Regions from separate parts of the Mus musculus genome. Here region 1 is linked to region 2. The links are chromatin loops, found by intact Hi-C in ENCODE. Cell type or tissue: heart. All regions are shown on one strand. Links, peaks and the distances in the headings refer to the core of each region. The heading gives the core; the rest is flanking DNA. Region 1 holds the start of Nap1l1 (nucleosome assembly protein 1-like 1). Region 2 has its middle 17 kb from the start of Gm29916.

Evidence for each region. A loop is a pair of places that touch in the nucleus more often than their neighbours do. Peaks named below come from ENCODE experiments on the same cell type or tissue, not always from the same donor. Only the 100,000 strongest peaks of a DNase experiment are listed, where the experiment ranks them.
Region 1: it touches region 2 in a loop (2.7-fold over the local background); 4 of 42 quality-filtered maps call a loop at or near these places.

The regions. Positions count from the first base shown.
Region 1 is chr10:111,471,781-111,474,692 of GRCm38, forward strand. Nap1l1 (nucleosome assembly protein 1-like 1) reads left to right here and starts at 1,447. Exons shown (of 16, transcript NM_015781.5): 1 at 1,447-1,571. In heart, for the core only: a CTCF peak has its summit at 1,456; a DNase peak (open chromatin) is centred at 1,361; H3K4me3 peaks cover 2,002 bases; H3K27ac peaks cover 1,744 bases.
Region 2 is chr10:111,098,747-111,101,658 of GRCm38, forward strand. No RefSeq gene overlaps it. Among named protein-coding and RNA genes, the nearest start is that of Gm29916, 17 kb to the left of the region's middle. In heart, for the core only: CTCF peaks have their summits at 1,518 (motif pointing left) and 1,734; a DNase peak (open chromatin) is centred at 1,515; H3K27ac peaks cover 986 bases.

The DNA.
Region 1 (2,912 bases), core at 270-2,769, 370 kb after region 2:
TTATCTCCAGAGTTCTGGCTTAACTGGTGTGTGACACCACACTCCACTTTCCCCCAGAGACCTTTGTGTGCATTCCAGATACTGATAGTTATCTTGTTGGAAATTAACAGTGATTTTTTTTTTTTTTCTGCTACAGGGCCTTAAATATTCCGCGCTGACCTGGAACTCTCTATGACCCTAAATTCCTTATCCCTGTGCCTCTATCTCTGCAGGGGTGCAACTCCAGAAATGAAGCCATGTGTGGGCTATGTGATGCTGTGGTTTGAACCTGGGGCCTTCATGCATCTTAGGCAGGCACTCTTACCAAATGAGCTACATCCAAAGGACTCAAAGAGTAGTTATTCTTTCACTAAAATACTAGCACATAGCCTTTTGTATGCACATACTACTTTTTGCCAAGTTCTTCCATGCCTGATTTCACAACAGATAACCAGATTCTCCTGTCTGTCTGTTTGTATTTCCAATGTTGCCCTATCTCACGACTTGTAGTGTCTGGAAGACTCCAGTGAAGGCTTGTGGGAGGATGGGAATGTAAAATGTAGACAGTGCCTTAGTATTATAGACAGATTAACCTCCCACCATAAAGACCACACTTGGAGCACAGCTGTTTGATTTGACGATCTCAAATTGTGGCACATAGCCACTCTCTGAAAGATTTAAAATCTGATACCTGCAGGGCCTCACTGTGGCCCTACCTAAAAAACAAAACCCCAAAGCACCAAACATAGTTAACAGAACAGGTGATTTGTAGTCAACTGAAAAATAGCTGCAAGATTTCATGAGCTTAAGGGTTGATTTACTTTTTCAGGAAGATGAAAAATTGGTATGCTGATTATTTTCATTATAAAGCAGTAATACGCAAAAATACGCTCTTTACTTCCATCAAATGAACTAAAGCAGAGATGAAGGGTTGTGTATCAGGTAAACGTGATGTGGAACACCCTAAAAGGCGTAGAGGCGCCCCGAGTTAGAAGCAAAACCAGCCGAAGACGCTGCCGCGGTGGTCACAAGAAAAGAGTTGTTAGTTCTCAGCTAGAGTGGGAAAATGGTTTCAGAGGAGAAGGGGGTGGGGAGAGGGGAGAGGCGTGCTGGGATTAGGTCTGGATGCGGATGGGAATCCTAGCCAGGATACTGCAAGCCTGCCACTAGGCTGTGTCCCTAACCCAGGCGGGCAAGGAGAACCAGGAGCGGGACCTATGGGTCGTCGCTGTGGGATTGGGATTTCCATCGCAGCGTAGAAGGGAGAAGAGATGGCGAGCACAAGACCGCCACAGGCGGGAAGCCTAAGGTGCCGGGGAAGAAGGACGGCTCTGTAACCAGGCAACAAGGCCCAGGCCCGCCTCCCGCTCCCGTTGCTACGCAACGCCGAGGCCAGGGGGAGGGCGTCGGAGCAGCCCTACGTGCTGACGCTAATTGTATATGAGCGCGAGCGGCGGGCTCTCGGGTCTTTTTTAGCGCCATCTGCTCGCGGCGCCGCCTCCTGCTCCTCCCGCCGCCGCCGCTGCCGCCGCCCTGAGTCACTGCCTGCGCAGCTCCCGCCGCCCGGCTCCGCGTCCGAGCCTCCTGGAACGGTAACGGCTGGGGGCCGGGAGGGCCGGGTGGCGGGGGCCTGCGAGGTGTCGGGCTGAGGCCGCGGGGTGAGCGCTCCGGAGCGGCCATGCGGCCTGAGGGACCCCGGGGAGCGCCGGCGGCTGCGGGGCGCGCGGGACGGCGAGGCCGCGGGAGAGCGGAGGAGGAGGAGGAGGCCACGCCGCGGGGCGCCCTGGGTCGCCCGGCCGCCTCTGCCTCGGTGGAGCCCACCGCGAGGGCAACCCCGGCGAGGCGGGCCGCGGGGATGGGGGACATGGAAGGAACGGTGGCCGCGCGAGTTCCGCCCGCAGGGAGGGGCTGTGCAGGCCGCGCGGCCTCGGCGCGCAGGAGCCGGGGCACGTGGGGACCGCGCCGCGGGCGGCCGGAGACCCCTGCCGGGGCCCACCCGACACCTCCGTCGGAGTTGGAGGAGGAGGAGGGGTCGCCACGAGTACCAGTCCCGCCACGGTCTCACCGGCTCCCTGGGTCTTCCTGGAGGGAACTGTGCTAGCGGATGGGAGGATGGAGGGGCGAGCAGCCTCCACCGCCAGGGTTATAAGGGGTTAACACGTGCAAAGCGTTCAGCCTAGCTATTTTTTTTTTTTTTTTTTTTTAACAAAAGATCTTGTTTTGTGTCTCACAGGTACAGTTAGAACTTCGATGGGTAACGTGGCCGGGGTATATTTGTGTGGAGAGACTTAATCCTAGTCTCCTTAAACCTCCAGATGGTTCTGAGACGAAAACTAAGAAGGGCTGGCTTGTTGGGGGTGGGGAGTGGGGTTCGAGTTTAATAGACCAACAGCGTGGTTCTTCCCTTCAGGCAGCACCCCCTCCCTCCCCCCAGAATTCTCACTAGGGATGAAGTGGAAGGACCATGGGGTGGAACAAGGCATTAATAATATACTGACCAAGCTCAGTGCGCCACATTTCTGTAAAGATCTCAGGAGTGGCATCGGAGGGAGGGCGGAGACAGGTCCTGTCCAGAGGGCAGGGCTTCCCAGACTAAAAGGATGCACCAGGCATACAGGCTATCTTCCAGGGCTAACTACTTCAGACTGTCTCCTGTCTCTAAATTCCAAAATGAGAAACGTTTTAAAGACTTTCCCAACACCTCTAATTTCAGGAGAGCCAACATAAAGTTTACCACTTTTGAAAATAGACGCCATCAAAACACCTTCCCAAACTTAATATCCAAAGAATACTTTGGATTAGAGGAGTGCCTAAAATTTACATTTTTTTGTTTTTTGATTTTTTTGGGGGGGGCGGGATGGGGTGGGGGTGGTGGTTTCCAGACAGGGTTTTTCTGTGTAGCCCTGGCTGTCCTAGAACTCATTCTGTACACC
Region 2 (2,912 bases), core at 93-2,592:
TCAATTCCTGATACCCCTGCCTCCAACTCCCAAGTGCTGGGACTACAGGTATGCACCACCATGCCTGGTTTATGAAGTGCTAGAGATAGAATCCAAGGCATACAACCACTCCAGCAACTGAGTTACACCCCCAGGCCATTGAGTTTTGGGGAGTTTGTCCAATATGGATAGTTTTGAGCGCTTGTTTGAAAGTTCTGGCAGGGGACAATGTAGCTACTCGTGAACCCTTGACTTCTCACACCCTAACATCTTAAATATTAGCGGTTCTCAACCACTAATGCTGGGACCCTTTAATACAGTTCCTCATGTTGTGGTGACCCCCAGCCATAAATGTATTGTTTGCTACAAATTATTTGGTGCTATTTTGCAACTGTAGTTTTGATACTGTCGTTGTGTTTTATAAAAAAGAAAGAGACACCAGGGATATGTTTGGTGGAGGCACAGTATGGTGTGGGGGTGTGCTTCTGCGAGGCCCATGCTGAGGCATCCCTTCCCCCTGAGGGACCAGTCACAGGACTATAGTAGTGAAAAGAGTTTATTTAGGGCATGGGGAGGGGAGTTGAGGGGGTAGTAGAGACAGAGAAAGGCAGAGAAAGAGAGGCACACACACACACACACACACACACACACACAGAGCAGAGGAGTAGAGGCCAGCCATGAGCATGTGTGGGGGTGGAGGGGTGGAGAGAGAAGAAACAGAGGGGTAAGAGGGGAAGAGAGCAAGAGAGCCAGAGAAGGGCTGTGAAAGTCTTTTGTATCTGTGTATGAATAGGGTTGAAACCACTGAGGCTGACATTTCTTAGCAAAAAGAAGATAATGAAACAGGTTGCCATTTCAACCATCTTTTGAGGTTATATACTTATTAAGAATCACTGCACTGCCAGAGCTGCCTGCCTGCATGGCTACAGTCCCCACACTTGGGAGGCCGGGCAGGATGATCAAGACGGCAGCCTTAGCATAATAAGCGAGCTTGAGGCTGTTCTGGGCAACATGAGAACCTATTTAAGAAAAAAACAAAAAAAGTCATATTGCCACTGTAAAGGGTTGTTTTTGTATCTGTCTGTTTTGTGGGTGTTTTGATACATAGTAACCTCTGAATTATAAACACCAACCAGGTCCGTAAGCATCCCATTCATTTCTGCATCCACATCCCTTCATTTCCTGCTATGTGCACCTGGTGGTCATTGTGTAGAGTTAAAATGACTGACATTTGTTGACTGTGTTCAGTACTGATGCATTTCCATGCCTGTAGGCATCGATAAAGTACAAATTATTTTTATATTCGTTCTTAGGAAGGAATCCAAAGCACAGGAAGGTTCCGATCAGTGTTTAGCTGAGCCTAAAGTGTCCATCAGTTCAAGCAACAATCGACTTAGGAAGGCAAATAAGACATATTCAAATATAAACAAGCAGTTGAGTTGCCTGGTTTTCAACAAAAGGCAGTTGGGATTTGATTGGCATTTATTTCCTCCCTTTGTTTGGTTTGACATCGAAGCTGCTCTAGTGCCACCTGCTGGCCAGGATGGGGAACTATCTGACTTTCCCTGTAATTGTATTTATTCCAGCAAGATTCTTCTATATATACTGGTCATGTAACTGCAGTTTTTAAATGTCTGGCCTATGGCCCCCCCAAATAAACACTTGACGTGTATTATTTATATCTGGATAGATAGATGGCCATAATATTGATCTAAGGTAGAGCACTCCAATTTATAGTCCAATTTTTGTATATTTCCAGACACCTCAAGATAAGCATCACAATATAGAAGTACATGTGTCATGAATACATGTTTCACAAATCCTGGTATCACTATCATTTTGCATAGGATAAAAGGGAATTATTAGTGATTTTCAGAAAGCTGTGACTTCAGCATACCTTAAGCTTTGATTGTGCAATTCTTACAAAGTGGTTTGTAAGTGTGATTTTATTTTAAGATATCTTATATTATGTCTTAAAATAGGGTGTAACATCTTCACAGGGCTTTGGGGGGACTATAGTCAATGAACTGCAAAAAAAAGTGGTTCGATTATTTAAATTACAACCCTGAGGTGAACTGAATTCCTTTTCGTGTGTGCACAAATCTGCATGGCAAAGCACTGACATTTTAGGCCCGGGCATGCGTGCTTGAATGCAGCTCCCCTTCAGAGTGAGTAGAAAATGGCCGGCCCTTTCATGTACCAAAGGAAGGGTTTGCACTCTGCCCCCAACACGATTTCTACCACAGAATAAAGCCAGTACCAGAAATACAGAGGCAGGAGGGGGAGAGAATTTATTGGAAATGGAAGTTACCAACACAGAGAACAGCAAGCAACATTTAATCTAACACTGCTGGGTCTCGCTAAGGGATACATTAAAAAAAAAAATAGGCAAGTTGCTTATAGAAAGAGAACCCCTGAAGGAGAGGGGTAATGCAGAACTACACAAATTACATAGAACAACCTTCTCCCTCTTTCCCTTCTCCCCTCCTTCCTTTTTCTCTCCCCCTCCTTTCTCTTTCTCTCCTTCCTCTTCCCCTTCCCCCCTTTTTTCTCCTCTTTCTCCTCCTATTCTTCTCACTCCTCCCCTCCTCCCTCTCCTCCTCCTTTGCCTCCCACCTGCTCTCCTTCCTCCTCCTCCTTCTCCTCCCCCTTTTCCTCTCCTTCTCTTTTGCTCTCCCAAACTTTATTAATGGAAAAAACAGTGTTGGCCAAGCTATGAAGCACAATCAGTTTTCTGGAATCCCACTTGCAAACACCTGACACTTGGTTTCCAAATGCTCACACAGGAAGCGCACAAGGTTCCGGGTTGGGCTAAACAGGTAAGAAGTTGCAATCCTGATGCTCGCGTGTTCCGGCTTTGCCCAGTCTGTAATCTGTCCTTGAATAGTAATCTTTGCCCAGTAGCTACTATGCCCTCACTCGTTTTGTCTGTT